Regions from separate parts of the Homo sapiens genome. Here region 2 is linked to region 1. Evidence: chromatin loops called from intact Hi-C (ENCODE). Cell type or tissue: GM12878. All regions are shown on one strand.

Region 1 (8,000 bases):
GACATGCTGCTGCCTTGCTTTCTGGGCGCTTCCAGGGATATCAGCTGGGTTTTGCAACAATTACTGCTAACACTTTGATTGCATGATCATTGTGAACCCTCCCACTAAATCTTTAAATTGCCTAAGTAGAGGACGTAGTTCCCAGAAGTAGATGAATTGAAGGAAGCAGGGAGCCCTCACAATAGAAATAGAAACTTTAAGAGGTATCATATTAATATGGTTAATTTATTCACTTACAAGCATCTGTTATGAGTCTACTGCAAACAAGCAATGTGCTAGGTACTGTGCTGATAAAGTAATAATAAATGTTAACATGTATTGAGTGAGTGTTTAATATATGTTGAACACTTCACATGTGTTAACTCATTTAATCCTCACAATGACCTTATCATGTAGATATCCTCCCACTTTTAAAATGAGGCACAGAAAGGCTAAATAAGATGAACAAGATCCCCAAATAGTAATTGTACAAATAGTGGTTCTGACTGCCGCTGGAATTTACAGTTCAGGTGTAAAAATAATGCACACACGAGAATGGCTACAACACTAGGCAAGAAGGATGAATGTTTTCTGCATGAGAAGAGCTCAGAGATAAGGTATCACTTACAGGGGAAACATCGATGATAAAGGCACCATGGAGAAATAGGATCTGAAGTGGGTTTAAGGATGGATGTGATTTCAATGGGAGGTGACAGAGGGAGGGCAGCTCAGTCTGTGGGAGCAGCATGTGCAAAGGTGGGGAAGTGGCTGCCATGCTTAGGGAGCAGGGAGTGAGGAGTCCACACTGAAAGGAGGGCCAGTTCTTGGCAGAGAAGAGTAGAAAATCAGGATTGAAAGCCAGGTAATACCAGGGTGAGAAGGACCTCACAATGCAGTCTAGCACGTCTGAACTTTGTTTAGGGACAATGAAGCAACGTGAAAGATTTTTGAAGGACCTGTAGCCTGACTACTGAAGGGGTTTAGAAAGATGAGCCAGTTGTGTGCACACTAGATTGGAATACGGGGAGGCCTAGACATCTCTGTAGAACCCTGGTCTTCAGATTTATTTTTTCAACTCTAGCCACAATAACGAATACATTTTATGTCATAGTTATAAATATTTTTATATCTGACCAAAATAATATGTAACCATCATTATGCATCATATGCATTATGATGCATATAAAAGATATACAAATTTTGGTCAGATATAAAAAATGTGGTGCATTCTAATATTATCTATTCCATTCCACTCCACTCCACTCCACTCCACTCTACTCTGTTCTCCTCTGTTCTATTCTATTCTATTCTATTCTATTCTATCCTATTCTATTCTATTCTATGCATTTATTGTAAATACTGCTAGCTACTCAATAGATTGATTTTATAATTCACTAATGGATAGATTCCCACAGTTTGGCTATCAAAGTTACCTAGGCATAAAATCTGAGAAGTGATGGCAAGTGGTAAGGGGGTATAGAGTGAGATGGAAAAGGAAGGAATGCATAGGGGTATGCCTTGTAGGAAAAATTAAAGTTACATGGCAACTGATTAGAGTAGGGTTGGTGTTAGGCTGTAGGGCATTGCTGCCTGCAGTGTGGTCCTAGGACCAGCAGCATGGGCATCCTCTGGGAACTCATTAGACATGCAGACTCTCAGGCCCCACCCCAGACCTGCTGAATTAGAACCTGCATCTCATCAAGATCTGCTAATGATTTGTATGCACGTTACAGTTTGAGAAGGGATAGTTTAGAGGAACAGGTTGAGTCAAAATCACTCCAGTATTTGGAATTGAGTTACCAAGACAATGACAGGGAAGTTGGAGAAGAAAAAAAATGGTTTTGGTGACAAGATGATTAATTTGGTTTTAGACAAGTTGGCCTTAAAGCAGCTTAGGATATCTAAGTGGAAAAATGGACCATTGACATAGATTATTTGCTTGATCAAACTTTAGTCAGGTTCCTGAACCTTCTCCTAGGCCCATCTGTGTACTTTCTTGTAAAATCCAGTTTGAGCACAAGAACCCTGCTGCTGATGAGTCAGTTTAGCAAGAACCCCCCCTAGTCTCAATATCTGATCACCCTCTATAACTAGTCAGATTTCTCCTCCTCCCCCATCCCCACCGTGATGTCTGATCACCCTGGCCTGTCTTCAGCAAGAAAACTGGTAGGTCTGTATAGCCAGAATCCCCCTTGCCCCTGATATTTCCTGTTAGTAATTTTCCATCCACCGACTTTTACCCTTATAGCTGCTTCTCAGCTATAAATTCCCATTTGCTCATGCTGTGCTTGGACTAGAACCTTGTTCTATATTGATGTCTCTTTTTCCCTATTGCAATAATCCTGAATAAAATTTGCTTTTATTGCTTTAACTAACTGTTCAGCTCTGGTTTTTCTTTGACACCATCAGGCAGTTGGAAGACATGCAACTGTGGAAGCTGTAACAGACGTGCATGGTCATGTAATCAAGCCCCTTCTCTAACCGTCGAGGAAGGGGCAGAACTTCCGTTGAGGAAGACTGCAAAACTAAATCTAGCGTGACCTTTCTCCCAAATTCCCTTCTCTAAGCAGGGCTCTGGGTACAGCGCTGCACTTGCCATTGGCCAAGTCACTGGGCTGTCCAGCCCTCAGGGCCTGTGTTTAAACTCATTGCACTCCAGTCTTTTCATCAGAACTTGATCTACAAGCCATGTTTTCTAGAATTAATAGAACTCATTCCTTATGGTATTATGATCTCCTCACTGAATACTTGCTAGCAGCTGATGCTTTTAAATAACCTAGCTCCAAAATTCTAGGAAAATTGCTTGTCATATAAATGTCAAAATGGAACTAGGGAGTCTGAGGACCAATCTATATGAAGTACTTAGAGAGTCTTGAATGAAAGACTTTGAACAAATTCAAAGTACTGTATCATATACAAAAATCTCTTTCTTACAAGTCCCCAAGGAAATATGGAGTCATCTGTAAAAGGAAATGTTAATATGGTTGAAATGTACAAATCTTGTCACTGGAGGAAGACATACTTTGGAGGCAAGTTAAGAAGTGATTGGTAAGGGAGGTTGTGGAATGAGTCAGAGACTGTTTGAAGTTCACCCTGATCAGACAGAACTGTGGTTCAGTAGGAAACTCACTAGTAAAAAAACATAACGTTCGTCCAAATTTAGACATTATTGAAAGACTGAGCATTTGTATTACTTTCCTTCTCATGAGGATTTTTTCCTGCACTAGTATAATATAAATACCACCCTGACCTTTAGTCTTTGCAACCTAATTGGTATTCAACTGTATAAGAAATTCTGTACCAACAGAACGGAGGGTATGAGATTCATTCACTCATTCAACAATACTTATTGAACAATATTTATTGAACACAGAGTTTGTAATTCCCTTTGTTCCAAGTTCTTCAGATACAGCAGTAAACATAATAGAAAAAACAATCCCTGCCCTTCTACAATATACATTTGTTAGAGGAGAGGGGAATATACAAACAATAAATTGAAAAATTATATAGTGTCTTATATGCTAATAAGTGTTATGAGGAAAAAATAGAGCAGGGTATCAGAGATTGGGAACACCAGTTGGGGTCAGGGGATTACAATTTTAAATAGTGTAATGGGAGCAAACCTCCATAAAAAAGTGTTGTTTGATAAAGAATTAATCAAGAATTGAAGGAGACTAGGGAGTGAGCCAAGTTCAGGAAGAGGCTTTAGGCAGAGGGCAGGTAGTGCAAAGGCCCTGAGGCAGAAACACATCATGGCATGTTTGAAAACTGCAAGGAGCCAATGTGATGGGAGAGAAGTGACCTAAGGGAAGAGTGGTAGGAGATGAAGTCCAGGAAGTAACAGGATGGAGAACTCAGCAGGTTACGAGGGAGTAGGATAGGAAAGTGAGGTGGGTGACACAGGATTAAGAACAAAGGGCTTGAACAGAGAGTAGGGCACAAATGAAAGGCATAGTATTAACTAGCATTTGAAGAGGGCTTTAAAATTGGCAAAGCTCTTTATTATACAATCTTTGTTTAAATTGTGTTCCTTCTCACTGTGCATCTTAGGGTTGGACAGTTTTACACGTGGGCTCTTTTTATCTGTAAAATTCCCCATTTTACAGATAAAGGGAATGAGGAACTGGCTGGCTGAGGGTCCTGCTTTTGACCTCCTACCAAGAACATCAAAGTCAGGACTTGAAAACAGGTCCACTTCTCTAAATCCTTTATCTCTGACTCCATTTCCTGATGCTGCCACCTCTGAAATCAAACAGTTACCAATTAACTATGTGCTGGAGACACATCATATCATTTCTCCGGGCCTAACTGGTAAAAATAGATGTTTGGCCTAGAACAATACATTCAATCATCTGTAATCTTAATCAAAATCACCAATATTTGTTTAATGTATTATGTTGCAGTCTGAAAGGATAGGCAAACAGCTGTAACAAAAGAATGTAGGGTTGAACTCTAATCATGATATTGTTAAACTTTGTGAAATCAGAATTTTTAAAAAAATTAAATGAAATAGAAAATATCAGAATATGTTTCACATAGAGGGTAAGTACTATTTTGAGCAACTTTTGTTTTATAGATATATAAACATCTACTATACATGTATATACATAATAGATGTAGATATCTATTTATCTAGAGAGAAGAATGTAGATGTATTTATGTACATTCTGGGTCCTCACCTAAAATATTTTTCTGACTCTGAGTCACCAAAAAAAAGTTTGGAAGCCACTTGAATAAGTGTAACTGCCATCTCTGCATTCCAGTAGAACTTAAACAAATATTTCTTTGAATGAATTGTGGTTTCAGGTAGGTGTTGGAGAAAAGAAGGGAAGATCAAGATTGGGGTGATAGATGCAAAAGAATGTATTGAAAAAGAAAAAAAAACTGAGAAAGAGAAAGATAACCCTGTGGTTTCCTCATTCCATCGACTCTCCCATAATCCCACTGGCTTCCGTCTATCTGCACACATTCATCAAACCCCACTAGACCAAGTTCCTTTAAGATGAAGACCTTGTTGGATCCTTCATTGTAACTCAACGACATAGGGGGCTATTCATAAATATTTATCTAATAAGTAGATTAAAATTTATATTTCCTGAGGTCTAGTTTTTAGGTGGTATCTCAGTTAAAGTTTTAACTTTTTAAAGATTTAAGATACTATCTCACACAACAGTGGCTACATTTTGTTTGTTTGTTTTGAGATGGAGTCTTGCTCTGTCACCCAGGCTGGAGTGCAGTGGTATGATCTCGGCTCACTGCAAACTCTGCCTCCCAGGTTCATGTGATTCTCCTGCCTCAGTCTCCTGAGTAGCTGGGATTACAGGTGCATGCCACCACGCCTAGCTAATTTTTGTATTTTTAGTAGTGACGGGGTTTCGCCATGTTGGTCAGGCTGGTCTCGAACTCCTGACCTCGTGATCCGCTCCCCTTGGCTTCCCAAAGTGCTGGGATTACAAGCGTGAGCCACCATGCCCGGCCAAGTGGCTACATTTTAATAGAAGATTCCTTAAGATCAAAAAGCTTCAATATTGAATTCTCCAGTCTCCAGTAGTGTCAGGCGTCACAGGAATCAATGAGAGAAGGATTTGTTGGACAGGTGGGTCTCTGTAACTTCTCTTAAATCATACCAGCATGGAAGCCAGTTACTCCCAAGACTAGATGTGCCCATTTTTTTTTGGTTGGAGAGCTAAGGGACCAGGCCAATCGTTTATCTGTGCAATGATTCAATGAGCGCACACGGAGTACTACTTAGTGTCGTACGCTGTACTTGGCACATGTACTTTCCTAGTGAATTGTGAAGTCCATCTTGAATTATTGAATTATTTGAATTATTTTCAAATAATTGAAAATTATTGAGTTATTTTCAGTTCAAACAGTTGCTTGCAAGAGAAAGGTGGAAAAACAAATATTTGGGGTTTGTAAATTTTGGGGCCATGTACATCTTAGTGTTTGCAATGAAAGCATTAGTTTGAAAATTATTTTACTTTGTTCTGTATTTTAAAATTACTTTTCAAGGTTTATGTTTTTTTCTAAATTCAAAATTCACATTTCAAAAGATTCTAATTTCTTAGCATATCAAGTTAAGTGGATTAAAATAAAATAACTTTTTAAGAATTTCTTGAGCAGCATGTCATTAAAAATACATAATATACATGTATACATGATAAAACAATATTAAGATCATTTTTATACTTAAAATGCAATTAATAGAAATCAATGTTCCAAGGCGGATTCTGATTTTTTGTGGAATTTTGACTTCTTTGTATTGTTAGAACAATTTAAAAGGATATGTTCTTCTGTTTTCCCTTTCCCTCCCACCTTCTTTTATTTTCTCAATATATTTAATAAACTATTTTCATACCAAAGCTCCATTCCAGATAGGACAAGCAATTCGAACACTCCATCCTGTGAACCAAGGCTTGTAAGAAAAGACAGGAAAGAAAGCAATAACTCCAGAGCATACACTGAGGATCCCCAGAGTAACAAGAATCCGGCCAGCAGCCTGGTAGAGGCCCTTCATTTTCCTTGGTGGCTTGAGGCCTTGGTCTCAAAGATGTTTTGTTACCAAAACATGAGCGTATGACAGGCCTCAGTAAATAGAAGTTTCTTAGAGACAGTAGCCACGACACATACGAACTGTTGATCTACTTGGAAACAAGATTCTATTTGTTTTACCAAAGATGAAATGTACTCAAATAGTCCTTGGCATAAATTTGACACAATAAATTCTAATAACAATTTATTTAAGAGAAAGAGAGAAAAAAATTATCCCTTGCTTTGGATTGCTGCCTTGATTCCCTTCATTCTGCCCTGTCCTGGGGAGTGACCACTTCCTGGCTTAATCAGATTCAAAGGCTTGCTGACTGAGCTAATTGTTTCTCAACTCAACCTGCCTAGTGGTTCCAGCATAAAGCCAACATCCTTTGTGTACAATAGATCCACATTCCCAGCACAATTTCCCACAAAACAAAGTAAAAATAAGCACCCTGGTCACTTTTCATTATATTTAATTTAAATGATTTCAACCCAAAGCAAGACCTTCACCTCCTTTCAAAGTTTAATTCCACTACAATTATTTTTGATAAAGATTTTTGATATGGATTCATTCCCAAATGGGCATGAACTTTATTATGGAGTTTTGCATTGTTTTCACTAAACCAGTTTCACCTTATTTTACTATTAATTTAATTTTCAATTAAAGTGTGATGATGGAAATGTATGCAGTTATAAAATAAAATAAACTTTGAGGAGCAATTCATCAGTTGAATAAAATGCTGATCCCCATTCATTCTTGAATCATAATTCTAATTTGAGATATTGAACTTAGGTACATTTAGGCAGTTACAAGTCATCTCTTACTTTTTCATGCATTTGAGAAAATGGTGTTATTTGATTTTGACTGATTGGATATATGTGGATGTCTGTTCAAAAAAATATCTTAAAAACACAGGTCAGTTTCTGAAGCCATCTGAATAATTTTCCTATTTAACATTAATACATTATTCCTTTTTACTGAAATAAAAGGATGAAAAATAATTTTATGAATGCAAATGAAGTGGTTTAGGACATCGATTTTGAGTCAGATGGAGCTGTGATCCGATTCTGGTTCCACTCTCTACCAGGTTTGTGTCCTTGAGTAAGGGCAAGTTACTTAACTTCTCTAGGTCTATTTATTCGTATGCGAAATGGGAATAAAAGTTAGTGTTTATCTTTAATGGATTTGGTTGAGAGGATTAAATGAGCTAAAACCATAAATGCCTAGCCCAGAGTTTAGCATAACGAAGATGTTCAGAAAGTTACTCTTGTTAAATTGGGATGTTCCACCTTTGGGGTCCTTCCATCGTGGGACAAAGGTGCACTTATTGTGGTTTTTTTTTAAATTCATCACCTTAAAAACATCATGTTTAACTCTTCCTGAACAATTTGGTAAAAACTCCCAAAGGACCCTCCCATATGTGGTGGAAAGAGAAGCTTCTCTCTGATTCTCTGCTTTTTTTCTTTCTGCCTTTCTGTCTTTAATA
Region 2 (8,000 bases), 430 kb before region 1:
ATGTTTGCTCCAAAAAGAAACCTAAGTTCAGACTGTTTGAATAACTGTTAAGACCTAAACTAATTAAAATATCCTCCTTTATAAACATACTTTACTTCTTTGGTTTATTTCACATTTTTTCCTTCTTAGAAAAGAAATAGAGCTACACACTTAGCTACTAGCTATAGAATGTATTTCTGGTTGTAACAGCTCTATCATTCCAATGGGATGACATCAACATTATTTCTCTCTAAACCTTCTGTCTAGTTCTTATCCACAAGGCTCATTTGTAGATATCCCTGTCATAACATCATATGCTTTCTCAGATCTGCCAAGGAGCTGACATAGCTACTCTCTTTAACAAATCATGTATAATGAACTAGGGGCGTGGAAAATGTGTGGCTTCTGATCATGCTCATTTTGGAGATAAGAAGCCTAAAGCCAACAGTAAACAATCAATATGAAAACAAACAAACAAAAAAGAAACAGAAATAAATAATTTTAGGTGAAAACGAAAAATGTGACTACTCAATAATAAGGACAAGCTAGATACCTAGTCAATGCCTACTAATGCTGATAAGCATGAATGGGGACAAAAGAAAACAATATTAAGAATGTGTGTTGATGGCTGGATGTGGTAGCTCATGCCGGTAATCCCAGCACTTTGGGAGGCCAAGGCGGGCAGAAAGCTTGAGCCCAGGAGTTCAAGACCAGCCTAAGCAACATAGTAAGACCCCATCTCTACGAAAAATACAAAAATTAGCTGGGCTTGGTGGCACATGCCTGTAGTCCCGACTACTTGGGAGGCTGAGGTGGGAGGATCGCTAGAACCCGAGGAGTTGAAGCCTGCAGTGAGCTGAGATGGCGCCACTGCACTCCAGCCTATGCAACAGAGGGAGACTTGTCCCCAAACAAACAACAACAACAACAACAACAACAACGAATATGTGTTGAATTGCTTTTCTACTCAGAAAAAGAATATTGGCCATCTTCAATTTTGAAATATTACTTATGCTGGGAAAAAAAGAGGAATCAATAAGCGCATACAAAAGAAGAATTAATTATCTAAGACTCTCCATTTAGTGACTATGATCCACAGTTAGTGGTTTTAAATACAAATATTAAAGATGAGTAAAATCACAACACGAAGAATAAACTTGCATAATATAAGGACAATGCAGTTAATCTCCAAAAACAACTATTCCAGAAATATCTTGAGATATCAATCATCCTGATGCTAAAAATACAAAGATAAACATCTTGCTAGCCATTTCGCTGGTGAAGTGGTTACTCTATTTGAAATCCTGAAAGGTAGCCAAGGGAATACCAGACTCTCAACACCGAAAAAGAAAGCAGCAGGCAGGTAAACATATGTTGCATGCAGTTGCTTTCCATTCCAGGAAAATATTTTCAAGAGCGGCCTAGGTTCCAAACAGGTTCTGGAACCTTAAGAGAAAGGAGAGAAACACAAATGAATTTCTTTTCCAAGCAGTGTGCCCAGCTGGACAGGAGAGATGGCCAGAGAATGTCAATGGGACAACAGGGGCTAATTTCCTCTGAGCTTTTGTTGCTATTTCTGGAATTCACTGGACAGGATGATTTCCCCGCCCCCCGCCCCCCACTCCCCAGGCCTGTGATTTGAGTCAAGCCCTACAGGGAACATTCACATTAACCCCCTCACAGGCAAATGGCCTCCTTCAGGCAAATGCTGTGTAACACCTGGGGTAATAAGAGAGGCAACATGGAGTGCCAGGTCTAGGTCTTTAATGAACTGAAATACTAGTAAGATTCTATGCTCATTTCTGTCAGATTCCCTAAGAAAAATCTTTGTGTTCATTTCACAATGTAAAAATCATGTATATGCATGGAACTGGACAAAAGCTGCTAGTGTTTTTTTTGTTTTGTTTTGTTTTTGAGACAGAGTCTCACTCTGTTGCCCAGGCTGGAGTGCAGTGGTGCGATCTCGGCTTTCTGCAACCTCTGCCTCCTGGGTTCAAGCGATTTTTCTGCCTCAGCCCCCTGAGTAGCTGGGATTACGAGTGTGCGCCACTATGCCTGGCTAATTTTTGTATTTTTAGTAGAGACGGGGTTTCACCATGTTGGCCAGGCTGGTCTCAAACTCCTGACCTCAAGTGATCCACCCATCTCGGCCTCCCAAAGTGCTGGGATTACAGGCGTGAGCCACCACACCCGGCCAAAGGCTGCTAGTGTTTTTAAGAACATCAAATTGTACAGGGATGCAAACCCACAAAAACAGATTAAGTATTAGGTAGATATGTTTGCTTGACAAGATTAACTCTAGCACCAGTCCTTTCCTCTTCTTCCCTGTGTTTTTGAACTGTTCACTGCTAGCTGAACCCTAACCTCTGCCAGATACTGCTCTTGTGTTTTGGGGGAAGGCTCAAGACCATGATTATCCAGCAAGAGCTGGTACCCTCCCTGGGTATGTAACAGGAAAGTAGTCACTTAAACACAGGATAGAACAACTTACAAAGGTAATTAAAGTTCATACACTACTTTTTGCATGGGAGTCTACAAACGTTTCCACAAAATGTTTTTTCATTAGGACTTGGCATACCATATTACATTTTTTCAAGCAGCTTATACAATACTTTTTGCAAGACTGTGCCAACTGACAGGCAGAATCCAGAGTACAATTTCTAATATGTTGCATCTGAAAGATAATTTTAATATGTATATCTCCTATCCAGCAAGTTTTGAACAGTGTTTACATCCACATTTTCTTAATTATGTCTCAGATGACTGAATTATTTGGGAATAAGGCTAGATACTCAGCCTGTGGCCAAGGAGCCAAGTGAAGCTCATCACCTGATATGGGTATCAAATCCAGAGGGCTCAAGAGTTCCAGCATATGAAAAAGTCATTACCATCCATGACACAACCTACTACCACCCCAAGAAATCAGCAAGTGTTACATGTGTGGGTACATACTAAAATGCCTATAGCCACTAGGCAGGTAATATCAATGAGTAAAGAAAGTGGGTATATAAAACAAAAGGGAAGGGTAAGGACTATGGAAAATGGAAAAAACCTCACCCTATCTGAGGGGGGCAGCTGCTATGCAGCCAATCAGTTATTCTTGGTGTATCATGGGTGTAAGGCAGACACTCCCACTTTTCTAGAGAATCTAGAAATGCAAAATTTTATGTGAAATTGCTCGATTTGTAAAAAATACATATTTTAAAACATTTTTAATCTATAGAAAAGCTGGAGCAGTACTATGAACACTGTTAGGGACTAAATGCTTGGTGCCCTCCCAAAATTCGTGTATCTTAAAACCCTACGCGCTAAAGTGATGGCATTAGAAGGTAATTAGAATGAGATGAGGTCATGAGGATAAAGCCCTCATAGATGGGACTGATGTCCTTATAAGGGTACTGAGAGAGCTCGCTTTCTTCTCTCAGCCACACAAGGACATAGCACAAACGTGCCATCTATAAATCAGGAAGACAGACCTCACCAGACACCAAATATGCTGGCACCCTGATCTTGGACTTCCCAGCCTTCAGAACTGTAAGAAATAAATGTTTGTTGCTTAAGCCACCCAATTATAGCTCAGGCTGCTATAATTATAGCAAAACACCTAGATTGCTATAGAAAAACACCTAGATTGGTCAACTTATTAACATTTTGCTACATTTGCATGCTCACATTTGATCTCTACTTATATATACACACACACACGTTTTTTCACAACCATTTGAAAGAAAGTTATTGATCTCATGACATTTCACCCCCAAAACTTCAGCATTTCTTTCCTGAGAACAAGGAGCTTCTCCTACATAAACAAAAACACATTACTACAATCAGATTTAACATTAATCGAATAAATTTGAGATTAAAATCCATGTTAAATTTTGTCAATTGTTCCAATAACATCTTTAATTTTTTTTCTCCTAATTCAGGATCCAATCGAGGACCAAGTATGCATTAGTTGTCAGGTTTTTACTAGTCTCTCTTAATCTAGAACAGAAATCCCTTATACTTTTTATAAAGTTGACATTTTTGGAGCAGTCAGGCCAGTTTTCTTATAGAATATATCACTATCTGTAGTGTGATGCTATTTCCTCGTAATTAGATACAGGCTAAGAATTTTGGGGAAGAATTGTTTACAGATATACTTCCCATCGTATGACATGAGAACATGCACACTGCTGTTTGAACTATTAGGTGATGCTCAGTTTGGTCACTTGCTCAAGGTATTGTGTGTAAAACCTTTCTCCATTGTCAAAGCACATTATGCCCTTTTACCTGACAGTTATAGTAAATACTGATGATCTCTAGCATGTATCATTATATTACAGGTAGTTTCCAGATGGTGATTTTTCTAATTCTGTTATTCCTTCTATGTTTATTAGTTCTCCCTCCCACTTTTCAAAGTATCTTGAACCCAGATTCTTTTTATTTTAATTCAATGTGTTAAAATCTGCTACACTCCACCACCATCATTATTTTTTGGACACTAAATTTGCCCTAAATGTAGCCAGCAGGAGGCTCTTCAAGCTATCTTCTGGGCCTCTTTGTCCACTTCCTTGTGACTTCTGGTTTGGAACACCTGTTAAATATTCTAATTTAAGATTAGATGGCCAAACAGTAACAAGACACAAAGTGCCACTAGACTGCAAGTGAGAGATTTCAGTGGCATAAAGTAGAAATTATCCAAACATTTTGGATTTGTTAAAAGCTACTCTTACCCAAGGATCTTCTTACTTAAATGTGACTAGAAAAAGAAAACCATCTAAACATTTCTATCTTCTATATCTTCCAGAAAGCAGAAACAAAGCAAACTCATAACCCAAAAGCTATCTTAAAATGATCTTTTAAAATATATCCAACTTGAAATCTAGAAAGTCAAACATAAACTATAGTAAACTAAGCAGAAAAACATAGAACAGATTTGCCTCTTTTGGGATTGTATAATTTCTGCTCTCAATTTAATCTGGTGGTATTTCATTTCTTGCTCTCCCTAATCAACACTTCCCTTTAAAAAAAAAACCAGATAATCAAAAGTGACAGCACCATCTGCCCTAGTCCAGAAAAGAAAAATGCACTGTCTTCTAAATGCACTGAACTGAGAAATGAACTAAAATGAAAAGTTAAGATTGGGCCAGCAGGCAAGAAATGTCTATACGGAAAATGCTACTTGCAAGAGGTTGTTCTCCAGAATTGCAACCACTCTGAGGAATAGAAGCTCTCTGGTATTACAAGCTTTTCCATTTTATTCTCTAAAACATATTATGATAGAACAGACATCCACAAATCCAGGGTCAATGTAAAAGAAGTCCTGAATTGTTTTCAAGCCTACCTACTCTAGGCCAAAGCTATGCACTATTGCTATCTCATTCTAAGTCTTTAATAACATTTATATTATTTGGAACTTATTCGGTTTCTGTATAAAATAAAGGATTCTCTTAAGCCCTGCAGATGGATTTCTGTTGTCCAAATGAGCTGCCCTTGTTGTTCAAAACATGACATTCATCATAGGCCTTAATGTCTTCTGCATGTATATTTCCCCCCCTCAGAATGAAACTAGTGTTCTATTTAAAGATGCAGTTTAAAAAGTCCAAGAGCTGAAATACTAGATTTACACCCCAAATTGGCTCTGTAATGGCACCACTTAGTAGCCATATTTCACTCTACAGACGATAAACCACATTCATCTGATCTCCAACTCCTAACAGCTGAGGTGTATAAACCCTAGACAACAGTGAGCTTATTGAGCCCAAGAGGCAGTTGTGAGCAAAAGCGGCCATTTAGGTCATGGACTAATCTGGGTGAGAAATAAAAACACACAAGAGGAAAATATAATAGATAAGACAACAGAAAAGAAAAAAAATGGATGACCAAAAAAATCTGGATTGGCCCCCCAGTGCCTCAGAATTTGACTATATTTGGAGATAGGGCCTTTAAAGAGGTAATTAAGTTAAAAAGAGCTCATCAGGGTGGGCCCTAATTTAATATGACAGGTGTCCTTAGAAGAGGAGGAAATTCGGATGCAGACACACACAGGGAAGATGATGTGAAGACAGAGGGAGAAAATGGCCATCTACAAGTCAAAGACAGAGGCCTAGAATAGATCCTTCCCTCATGGCCCTGAAGGACCAACCCTGCCAACACTGCAGTCTGACTTCTAGCATCTAGAGCTGTGAGAAGATAAAATTGTGTTGTGTAAGCTACCTAGTTTGTGCTACTTTGTTATGTCAGTCATCACATACCAATACACATACCAAACATATGCAAATACATATTAGATATTATTATACCCATTTACTAGATATAGATTCAGCAAATCAGAGATTTTATGAATCTGGTCAAGATCGCACAGGAAAATCTAAAAGAACCCAGTATCAAATCCTCAGGTCTTCTTGTCTTCTGATTTTCGGTCCAAGTCTACTTCTTCTTGGGGGCCATCCAAAACCTCTTCTCCTGCCATCTCCTGTGTCCAAAGGTAACAAGGGTAAGGCGGGGAGATCAACTCTACTTAAGATAAACAAATCTATCCGCTGGAAGAGACTGCTAGACTACTTGGTTCAGGATAAAATAATTACATTAGAAGTTTAAACATGTTTATACTACTGCTTCTGTAAGAGGCCATATCCAATTACAGAAGGTCAGTTTGGAAATCCAAAGAGAAGCTACTGAAAGCCATTTCAAAAGCTGGTCAAGAAAGACCATATCCTATAATAATTCTCCAGATTACTTCATGCCAAAGCATCGGTAATATGTCCTCTTCTCCCGCACGTATAGAAATGGAACACTCAGGATGTTCTGAGGCTAGAACACTGAGGATCATGCAGTAATTGCTTCCAAAAGACATGTTACAGTATTTTTTGCTGCTGACTGTGGCTTTAGAGAAGAAGCACACACCGGTTCCAAAAGAACAGAGACTATCTCAGACCATAAACTACCGCTGTTTGTTGTGCGGCACCACCTGAAATATCCCTGTGTTGTTTTCTTCCCAACCAGCTAGTACAGAATGTATCCGGGCTGCTCAACTTATTTACGGCTCCAGATGTTTTTCTGTATTTGAAGAAACTCCACCTTAGCAGCCATTTCTCTAAAGTCTTTCAGTAAGGATAAAGAGGTGCTAAACTGTAGAGTGGACACTAATTCCATTGTTAAATAAAGTAACAACCACTAACATAAAGTGTAAGTTAATGTCTTTGTATCTGTAGACAAAAGTTCCTAATTTGACCTTCCTAGCAGCCACTGGATGAAAGTCTCACAAACACCTTCCTTTGTGGAGAAAACACTAATCTACCCAGAAAATGTGGTCTAGGCTTATGTTTCTGAGGGGGCAAACAGTTGCTCTGTGCATGTATAAGGCCCCTATATTATGATCAGATAGAATGAACAGAGAAGTAGTCATGGGTGCGGGGAATATACAGGGAGCAGGGAGCCTGTGATTAGGTAACAGAGCCAATGAAGAAGGTGGCTTTAGGGGACTTTTTTTCTATGACACAGGAATTTCTAGTAGAAATGAACACAGAAAAAGCTGAAGAAACTGATGGAATCAAGCATTTCTTTAAGAAGCAAGTAGTTATATTGTCTAGTTGCAATTACTGTGAACCAGTCTTCATTGTTCAAATTTAAAATATATTTCTACATTTTGAACGAAAGGTAAAACCATTTCCTACTTATTGTGCTGTTAATAAGTCCATTATTAAATAGTTGGTTTCTGAAATGAAATTCTGAGTATGAAATTGTACAACTAGAATTTTAAATGATGCCATCTAAATGAGGAACCTATTAAGGCTCATCATCTCCAACAATTAAACGATCGTACTTGCCCAGAGTTACAGTCCAGGAAGATAAAGTGAAATAAACTAGAGAAAAAGCAAAGAAGTTTTGTGCAGATTTGAGTTTACAGCTACCTCAGATTGTGAAATTATAAGCATTCCATCTGCTCACCAGCTGTGGTTCCTAATCCTCTTTAATAACTTCAGCTTGCACAAGTCCATGAGAATCAAGACATCTTCCAAATTTCATTTTACACTAGT

Evidence for each region. Hi-C counts contacts between places; a loop is a spot of excess contacts. Peaks named below come from ENCODE experiments on the same cell type or tissue, not always from the same donor. Only the 100,000 strongest peaks of a DNase experiment are listed, where the experiment ranks them.
Region 2: a loop joins it to region 1, with 1.9 times the contacts of the local background. A loop is called at or near these places in 2 of 110 quality-filtered maps.

What each region holds. Positions count from the first base shown.
Region 1 is chr3:171,841,883-171,849,882 of GRCh38, reverse strand. TMEM212 (transmembrane protein 212) reads right to left here and starts at 6,534. Exons shown (of 5, transcript NM_001164436.2): 1 at 6,341-6,534. The coding sequence starts at 6,499. In GM12878, no CTCF peak of the experiment used is centred here; a DNase peak (open chromatin) is centred at 3,052.
Region 2 is chr3:172,272,820-172,280,819 of GRCh38, reverse strand. All of the region lies in intron 6 of FNDC3B (fibronectin type III domain containing 3B), which reads right to left. Among named protein-coding and RNA genes, the nearest start is that of GHSR, 170 kb to the left of the region's middle. In GM12878, a CTCF peak has its summit at 4,490 (motif pointing right); no DNase peak of the experiment used is centred here; H3K27ac peaks cover 99 bases.